2 separate regions of the Homo sapiens genome follow, and region 1 is linked to region 2. Evidence: chromatin loops called from intact Hi-C (ENCODE). Cell type or tissue: heart left ventricle. All regions are shown on one strand.

Region 1 (5,000 bases), 84 kb before region 2:
CAGTTCTCTCCCAAAGAAGAGAGAATAAAACCAAGCTGGATTTTCTTAGTAACTCCTCTAGAATTTATCAAATAGCTGATTCCACATTTCTTGGGGTAAAGTGTGGAGGGGGCCCAAGAGTAGCCCAGAGTGTTACTAGGAAAGCTCACTCCACTTAGAATCCCAAGGCTCTGGGCAAGGTCCCCCCTTCACCCCTGAAACCACACTAGTCCCCAACACTGCATTTTGCCTGTCCCATGATTGGGACACACATAAATCAGACACTTGATGAACAACTAGGAGTAAGAATACTCCAAAATCAGTATGTCCAGTCTAATGTATGTCAATTGTACTTCAATATAGCTGATAAAAAAGAAAAGAATTTATCAGTGGGCCTGGTACAAAATAATTGTTTAACAACTAATAACTCTTGAGTTGACCTTTACCTTTACTGTGTTACTGTGAAGAAGGTAAGTCCTACAACTATTTGTCCTAAATGCTTCATAATCAAGAAACAGCTTGCTATGCCTCCCACTGCCATTCCTTTTTAGGGTTGGCCAGTCTGTCCTTGGTGCTTCTGATTTGGGGTTGATCTTTGAAATCGTTGTTTGCTTTCTCTATCTACTGATCTACTGCTGGTCCTAAGACAATGGGAACTTCCTTTCAAATGGAAGTCACCAATACCGCTCATAATCAAGTTTCAGATGCTGCAGAGAAAGACGGTCTACACACTTAGGTGTCTCTCAGACCCTTCAATGTAAATTTTGCCGAAACTGACATTCTAATTCAGGCAGTTCCAAATTTGGCAAAAATAGGCCTAGCCATTTCCCAGTGTTTCTTAATAGACTAACATGCAGAAATTGAATATTATTTGTGTGGGTGGTATGAAATGGAAACACATGTCCTGGCTTGGCTGAACAGTTTCAGTTTATCTCCATTTTCCTGGCAGCCCATCTGGCTTAGCATTTGTCAGAACAAAACTCTCCCAGTTAAGACAATAAATTACATGAGTGCCTTAATTACATGGAACAAGATATTTGATCTAAAAACAATATATGTTCTGGAGTTAAATGGAATTGACTAGAATCTCAGATTAGTAAGCTATTGGATCCTTTCCCAAGGAGGGGTCTTGTCTAACAGGAGATCAGCAGAGCCAATGCTGCTAGGTTGAAGCTCTGAATGTGGGGGATGTGGATTGTAATCCAGTTCTTCTGCCTGATGAGTGTTACCTACCTCTGGTCACCTTTCCCGCCCAATCCAGTCATCCCTCTTGCCATTTATCCTTTGCAATTCTTAACCACATACTTCAGAGCTTTTCTCCCTTCTGTTTTGTTGATTGTGAATACATTTTTATTTGTTAACGTATTTTATGCACATATGCTTATTTGTTTTGCTTTTGTTAGGTAAGCTCAGAAGACCCTTGGCAGCTTGGGAAAGAAGCTCAACTCCTTTGGCTGGCTTCAGGCCACCCTGAACTCTGTTCATCCTTCTGTTATCCATTCATCTTCTTCCTCCCCAGTGCCCCATGACTATTTTCCTTCAGTGCTGATTGGCCATGTTAAGAACTTCACAGATATTCACACTATAACTCCAACACATAGGCGCTATTCTCTCCCCACTTAACTGTCCTCTCCCCACTTAAGGGAACTGAGGTTCAAAGAGGTTAAGGGACTTTCTCAAATTCACTGCTTTTAAGCGAGGGGCCAAGAATCCAATCTCAACTTGTTTGACTCAAATACCAAAAAGCAGGGTCTCTGTTCTGGCCTCACCATCTGGCACCTGACTGTTCCCACCTCTGCCCTTTGCCCTACTCTCCCATGCTTGCAAATCTTACTCATCTTCAATGCCTAAACTCACACTCCACCTTGTCCAGAACTCTTCCTTGACTTGGATCTCATTTTCCTCCTTTCTTTTTGGTATTCCTACAGTATTTATAGCTTATACCATATGTTTTGGTTTGTTTTGTTTCTGAAAGCAAGTGTCCCATTCTTACATCACCCTTGAAACGTGTCTCATTCCTGAGTTCTCATTTGGACTATACTTTTCTCAAAGGTAGAGATGATTTCATAGAGCTGTTTGTATTGTCAGAAGTTAGTACATTGCCCTGTTTGTAGTCAGTGGTGAATATTGCTTACTGGTTGATAGATTTTTTTCCTCTTCTGTGTAATTCCCCACAGCACTTGACATTGTGCCTTGCACAGAGTGGGAACTCAATAATGGATGCCTTAATCCAGGCCAGATCCCCAGGGTGTTCCGTGATCTTGGCGAAGGGGCTTCCCCTTAAGATACCTCAGAGCCTTCACAGTCACAGCTGCATTGGATTAGCTTTCCACTTTCTAGCAATAATGGAGCTGGAATAGACACAGAGACAGAATACTTTGCTGTCTTATTCTTTTTCCATCAACATCTTCCAGAATTTTCACATGGGTCCTGAACACTAAGTTAGAAACATACTCCAGGACAAAGTGGGCTAGATGTAGCAACAAAGAAGAAATTCATTTAGATTCAGCTATATGTGAAGTGCTTTAACACACAAATGCACACACACACACAACCTCTCCTCCACGCCCTGCGGTGGGAAATTAAGTGTGTCAGGTGTTCAGACATGACATTAGCCAGTTACAAAACATTTTTTCTCTGGCTTCTCCCAGTAGAGGCCTTCATGTGGGTATAAAATACTGTTATTATTACTTATAAAAGCTTAAAGGGCACCTACCAATATGCCAAATATTCCCTCTTCCTCTGACAAGTACTTTTGTTTAATCAGGCACAAACAGATATATGTCATTTAATGGAATTCCATGTGATCTTATAATAAAGAAATGGAGAAATCTATGCATGAATAAATCAACACTGAAGTTGATTTATTTTTATGTTTCAACACATTGAATTGAATTGTTGCAATGGGAAAAGATACACAGACAGCATATTGATAGATCATTAAAGCTAATATTTTAAAATGTTAAACATATGTTACATGAGTGCTATTAATATATTAAGACATAGATAGTGTTAAAGGTACGAGTGACTTTGGGATCAAGGCCAACATAATAAGCACCAAAATATATAATTTTATTTATCTAGATTATTTTTGCAACCAATTAAGGGTTTTTTTTTTTCATTTTGTACCCATTTTGGTCCTATAATTATCTATATCCCTGCCTTTCCCATGAGATTAGAAGTTCTGTGACAGCAGGGGCTGTGTATTCTTTCTGTTTCTTTCTTTCTTTTTTTAAATAAAAGTGGCTGGCATAGAGATGACCCTCAATGAATCAATTGAAGTACTGTGTCTACATTAGAGATGCATTTTATTACTGTTTTGTATTTTGATTTATATTGAAGTCACATGAGGACATATCATGCCATAAAATAAGTGCGCATGTGATAAAATTGCATAGAATTAAACACATACTCAAACGAGTGGACAGAAAACTGGTGAAATCTGAATTAAGTCAGGTGTGATGGATGCCAATGGCAATTCCTTGGTTGTCATCTTGTACTATAGTCATGAAAGATGTTGCCATTGGGGAAAGCTGAGTGGAAGGTGTTTGAGACCCTTCTGCACCATTTCTTGCAGCCACATTTAAACCTACCATTATCTCAAAATAAAAGTTTTTAAAAAATAAATGATTGCATTTAAGATACTGCGAAGGTACAGTGAAAATATTTAGATTTGCATACATGAGGTAAAAATTTGAATATCCCAGTGTTCACAGAGCTTCCATGTATGTAAACATGAGCAAACAGGGAATTCGCTTTCAGGTTCCTAGATAATAAAGCAGATATTTTGGTATAATAGTTTTGAATAAGAACAGAAGCCAAGTATACTCCCTTAACATTGGTGGGAAATTCACCGAAGAAGAGAGGGATGTGTGTGTGTGTGTCTGTGTATATGTGTGTGTGTGTGTGTGTGCTTTCGGTAGATTTTTCTTTCTTTAATTTTTTCTCTAAAAATGACATTAACAAGTTTACTCAGTGCCTTCTGGGTGCCAGGCACCATGTATTCATAGATCCCAACTGATGTAATAGAAAATGCGTAAATTGGGGAGCAGACGGACCAGTGTTTGAATCCTGGCTTACCAGTTGTCCTTAGCTGTCTTCTCTGAGGCAGCTGTATAACTTCTCAGTTTCCTTAGCCATCACACACAAGTAATTAATAATCCTCACCTTTCAAAAATATGATGCTCAGAAATGAACTTATAATAAGCATGGAGGCATCCACCCTATAGGCCACATAGAGCCCAATACGTGGACACTCAATGAATGATGGGTGCTCCTGAATTATCACTGAGAGAGCTGGGGTCCCTGCTTCTAACACCGCCTCCAGGGCAACTGCTCTTATCTTTGCATCTCAGAGACAAAGAGCACTGTCTTTCTGCAGTTGTGCATTCAGCGGCAGATGCCAGAGGAAACTGCAACCAGCTCGGGGATTCGGAACCAGATGCCTGTGATGGATTATTACAATTTCCTATCATGTAATTGCTTTTCTGTTTGACCAAAGGTACCTCATTTAATCTATTTCTAATTTGTTTTAAGGCGTGAATTCTGGAAATGCGTAAAATGGGAAATATTCTCAGGGAAATCTTTCCAACTTCCTTCCCCAGCACAGCTTCAGTTGCGTTAACGTATAAGAGAGCACTTGGTAAACACTAAGGCGATATACAAATGCGAGTTGTTCCCATTATGATTATTATTGATCTTTGCTTAAATTTCCCCATGGGCTCTCTCAGTGCTCTGGGCACAGATATCCCACAGAATTTAATGGGTCTTTTGATAGTGGAGAAGAAATGTAAAAGAGGGAGAAATGTTCTCATTTTGATATTTATATCCCCACCTTTTCAACAAGCATCTCAGAGCAGGGTAGCCCATGCTTTCCCAACCCTGGCATGTAGCATTCTGGACTGGATAGTTTTTTGTTGGGGCAGGTGCTGTCCTGTGCCTTGTAGGATGTTTGGCAGCATCCCTGGCCTCTACGTACTATATGCCAGTAGCACCCCATCAATTGTGGCAACCAAAAATGT
Region 2 (5,000 bases):
TCCAGTGCCCATGCTGGTGTACGAAACCAAAGGCAAAGGAAATGGTTGTAAAATGCAAAAACAAATCATCAAATACCATTAATTCTACGGCATCTTAATTTTGTCCGTAGACTTTTTTAAATGTAGGAAAGGGTAGGGTTTTTCTTTCTTCCTGTTCTAACAGGCAGAGAGGAGAGTTGTCAGTCAGAGACAAAGAAGCTTCACACTGGATGCAGAAGTCCTGGCTGACAAGAGACTTTTGCTACATGGAAAGTAATGATCACCTGAATGATGGTTTAATCTGCCCATGTCTCACTTCATTCTGGAGATGCAGAACATTTACATAATCTTGTAGATCAGACGGACATGTAAGCCATTCATTTTGCAAGCCATTCATTTCTAGTGTTACAAAGTCTTAGCACTGCAGAGAAAGCCTTTCTCTGCTCCTTCATTATTGGTTTTTTTTTTCTTTTTTCCTCTAGGCTTAATGTTATTTTTAGGTAATTCAAGAGAAACATACCAACTCCTTATGCTGTAAGGGGAAAAAAAAAATCCATGATAATTAAATTAAAAACTTTGCTGTAATTAAGGAGCTGCTTCCAAAGCCAGTAGCCATTGAAAATAAAAATGTATTTTGTAGTAGTCCTTTTATATATTTACTCAATTTCTTTCTCAGGCCAAAACTGATTCATAAATGAACATAGCTGCTCTGAAAGTTTAGTGCTGAACATTTGGGACTTGTTTTAGATCGAAAAGAATCCCATTCTTCAGATGAATCGATAAAGTGTTATTTTCATTCAAATCCAGAAACTAAGGTTTTCCTGTGTTGCATTCTTTCTTATCCTGAAATTTTCCTCTCAGATGGTTGAGTGATTTGTTCAGGTATCTAAGGTGGTCACCAGAAACACCTGAGCACTCCCCTGAACCGAGCTCCCTTGCCCCAAGCAGCAATTGTTTGGACCACCCATCTGATGCGACTCCAAGGAAGTATATTTGCCGACTCTTGAAATGAATATTTCCATACCGTGATGAAAAATATCACTTTCTGGGAAATGGAGCTCAGTTTCATGGACTTAGTCCAGATGCTAATTATGCACATTTATTTTTAGGAAATTTGAAAGGATCCATTTTTTTTTTCTTTTTTTCCTCTCTCAATTTTTTGTTTTTTGTTTTTTTGCTCCTTGGTGATTATTATAATACTCAAAAAACTTTCCAATGTTGTTTTTCTTATATTAATTAAAAATAACTCATTTACATGTAATAAAATATCATGGCTGTTTACTACAAAACAGTGGGCTAATGACCTTTCAGACCTTTTTACAAAGAAAAAGGGTCCAGAAGCCAATGCTTATTTTTAAAGGGAAGCCTGCTATTAGTACTTAGCATATTATGTGCAGGCAGCATCGCAGTGTTCTAATTTAGGCTATCAATAAACTCTCATTCCCCAAATAGCATTTGACCCAGTGGTTCTGAGTTGCTTTTATGAAAATTTGGTCAACTGGTGAATCAAAAATCAGTCGCAATCCTAATCAACAGAAATATTAACTATTCCTCAGGAGTATCATGAGCATTATTGCAATTTCCTGATACCAGGAACATTATTGATTATGGATAAATGTGTAATTAGAATTTTAAAACACACATTATAAAGCCTTTCTTTTATGTTTTCAGTTTTTTAATCAAATAGAAAACAAGGTTTAATAATCAGAAGAGCAGACATCAAGGTTTTCAGAATTAAAGACTCTGAGTAATATTTATATTTGAGGATGTGAACACTGGTGGATTCTGGGAGGAACACTTTCTAGGGTACATTCTTGGGGTTAATTTTAGATTTTACACACTGAAACAAAGTTATGGCCATTATTGGCCACCCTTATCATCTCTATAAAGATTGGTTTATGTTTTCTCTGTTCTCAATTGTTTACTATGAATTTTTTTACTGCTACAGAGAAGTACCATGGAAATGCACCCACCAGTTTTCCTATATGAATACTCACTTATGTCTTTGACAGTTCATCCTTCTTACCTTAGCCTGTATACTACATTATATTTCAGAATTTCTTCTCTTCTCCTGACTCTAACCAAATTATAATATCAATGATCAGATCATGTGTGTGTTTGTGTGTGTGTGTGTGTATATATATATATATATATATATATATATATATATATATATGTATGTATAATGCATATGAATGCGTTTACATATGCAGTACCACTAAGGAAAATACAATGAGCTTTGCACAAGTGTTAATCTAAAAGCACTACTCCATGCATGCTGTTCCAAGCATACAAACTCAGAAAATTACATAAACACTCCCACTTAACAAGCACACTTGATTTCATCGAAGCTATATGAGAATCATTGTATTATGCAGCTATATACACAGTCAATATTGCGTTACAATTAGCCAAAGAAAGAAAAGGGTTAAAAAGCTACTGGTTAGTTTGAGAAATGTTCTTTTTTAGTTTTCTTGTTCCTGGCCTAGTCTCAAGCTAGCACGTGATCGGCTGAATGCCTGCCAGCCTCTTTCTTGTTGATCCTCCGGAGACCATCTGTACTGGGGGCATTGATTAGAGTGTGTCTGCTGGGATTACATCTTTTCTGTTGCCATGCCAACTAATCAGCTGATTTTGGTTACCACAGAAACAAAATGTCAGAGCTCACAGTACGGTAACATGAATTCAGCACAACAGAAAATGTTTTCTTAATTGGGGACCCTTTTGATTTTGGATTCCAAGTGAAAGGCAGCTTTAAAAAAAAAAAAGGCCGACTTCAGATAAAAGCTACATTAATTGTATTGATTAAGAGGAATGCACAGAATTTTTCTGAAGAGAGAAGATGTTAATTCCCTTTTATAGGCTATGCCTGTTTTTTTACCATTTCTGAATAGGAAATACATATATATTTTTTCTTATTTGCCTCCATTCCATTTGCTGGCTGTTGCATGTAAAACAAATCACAAAGCCTTTGGTTTCCTTTAATTTCTATGCTGGGTACAGGGTGTGGAGTGGCTGTCTAGGGCCTGGAAGCTGTGGGTGTAATTACTTGGGGAAGACCAGCAGTGACCAAAATCCTCCTCTGTCCTTTCATTCAAATAAGTCATTTATTTTTCCTTAAAGAAAACATCCAGCGTAGTCAACTCAGATTTGATTCTAAGGATTCCTGCCTTGCACATGGTATACCCCAGTTAAACCCTTGGTTTTGACTGAAACTAGGAGGAGCCCAAGGCCTGCTGCAATTTTCCATTTGTAGGCCCATGACAATTTGACTGCAAGAAAGGTCCCCAACTAGCTCGCTCTGTTACCGTGAACAAAGGACACAATTTAAGTTGACCTTACAGATGCTCCAACTGAGTAATCTGTCAGAGGACTACATACATGCCTTCTCATTATGAAATTCTCTCCCAATAGAAGTAAACCAGACCCTTCACCTGCCCTGCGTTTGTGGTTCATAAATGCAAAACAAATATATTAGATAATTTTTTAAACACTGACATTTAACTAAGCTAATATTTGTTTAAATATCCAATAATCTCCCCCTTTAAAAAGGATTATAGCATCCAAAATCCCTGTCGTGTTTTTGTCAAGACACTTCACTGTTGATGGCTCCCCATAGCTACCTCTCTTTTGTGAAAGCTGTCACCACAGGTGGCTTCTGTCATGCCGACACCCCAGGGGGAATTGTGTGGCTTAATCTCCATGCAACTCTTTTTAATGTCTTCGTAAATTAATTCCAAAGTTGATGATGCTCAAGGGGAGAGGTTTGGGGGAACTGAAGTCTTCTCCCTTTTCTATGCGCTCAACTCTCATGGCTGAGACACCAGAAACAAGGCACTGAAGACTACACAGCCAAGGGGTTTTGAGGCAATGTGCCCACATGCCTGAAATTACCCACAGGTCCTGCTAATTGGATCTGAGGCAAAGGTCTTCACCCAGATTATCAATAATTATCCCACAGTGTTTCTGAAATCTTTGATAAGACGAAGATGGCACACGTTAACAGCATCTTTCTCGAGTAGTGTCCCATCAACACTTGTTAGTAATTCTCCTGTACTGGCATTTGACTTGCTTAAAGAACATGTTACCTTCAGTTAGAGCGCATGGAATGCACCCAACCCAGTGCTGTGGACCAAGTTGCAATTCAGTAAGTGGTGGTGTTTTGTGTTACATTTCCAAAGAGGAAAGTGATTATTAATATTTCGTAAAAGGCTGATATAAATTGTTCACTAACTTCGTGGACTATAGTTTTACAAATACTTACATTCTCTCTTCAGTTAATTAATTTTTACTTATTCATTTATTTGTTTTTGAGTGTGTTTTTTCAAGTGTCTGGAGTGTTGTATGTTTGTTTTTAGCCTAGGAAATCTTTCTCCAAAAAGCTTGATCGGAAGCCCAATGCAGTAAAAAACAGACAAAAATCAAAGCTGCTTAGTGAAATCCAGAAAGTCAATGAGGATCTCAAAGCCGAGATGGAGGCCCAGCTCCTCCCAGCAGAGCCCCTGAGAAGCCGCCGCTAGTGAAGCCCTAGGTCTCAGGTGGCACATGATGACCATTACTGGTCTAGCGCTTTGTGTTTTCTTGGGTAGCATTCTTTTTATCTGTAGCGCTATCATTTACTGCTATCCTACTACATGCCAGGCACAATTCCAGGTAGCCTACGTACATAACTTTATTTAATGAATTTTCCTAACATTCTTACCCAAGGATATTTCTATTTCCATTTTACAGTGAGAAAAACTGGAATTTGGGGAATTTATTAGATTTTCCCCAAATTTCCAGAATGAGTAAAAAGTAGAATTGGGATTCAAATCCAGTACCCTCTGATGCCAAAGTATCCGCCCGCTATTTTGTACTGCTTTCCTAAGGCAGAAATCGTCTGATTAATGAGTTGTAACTATTTAAATTGAACCAATACACTACCACCACTTCCTAGCTCATAGTTGAAATAGGCTCAGCGGTTCGTGATTGCATAGCACTTTCCTTCATTTCAAAGTTGTTAATAGTGAAAGGAATGGTAA

Evidence for each region. Hi-C counts contacts between places; a loop is a spot of excess contacts. Peaks named below come from ENCODE experiments on the same cell type or tissue, not always from the same donor. Only the 100,000 strongest peaks of a DNase experiment are listed, where the experiment ranks them.
Region 1: a loop joins it to region 2, with 2.8 times the contacts of the local background. A loop is called at or near these places in 2 of 110 quality-filtered maps.

Annotation. Positions count from the first base shown.
Region 1 is chr4:16,673,680-16,678,679 of GRCh38, reverse strand. All of the region lies in intron 2 of LDB2 (LIM domain binding 2), which reads left to right. Among named protein-coding and RNA genes, the nearest start is that of LDB2, 220 kb to the left of the region's middle. In heart left ventricle, no CTCF peak of the experiment used is centred here; a DNase peak (open chromatin) is centred at 2,209.
Region 2 is chr4:16,589,621-16,594,620 of GRCh38, reverse strand. All of the region lies in intron 3 of LDB2 (LIM domain binding 2), which reads left to right. Among named protein-coding and RNA genes, the nearest start is that of LDB2, 310 kb to the left of the region's middle. RefSeq lists an enhancer at 3,223-3,992. In heart left ventricle, no CTCF peak of the experiment used is centred here; no DNase peak of the experiment used is centred here.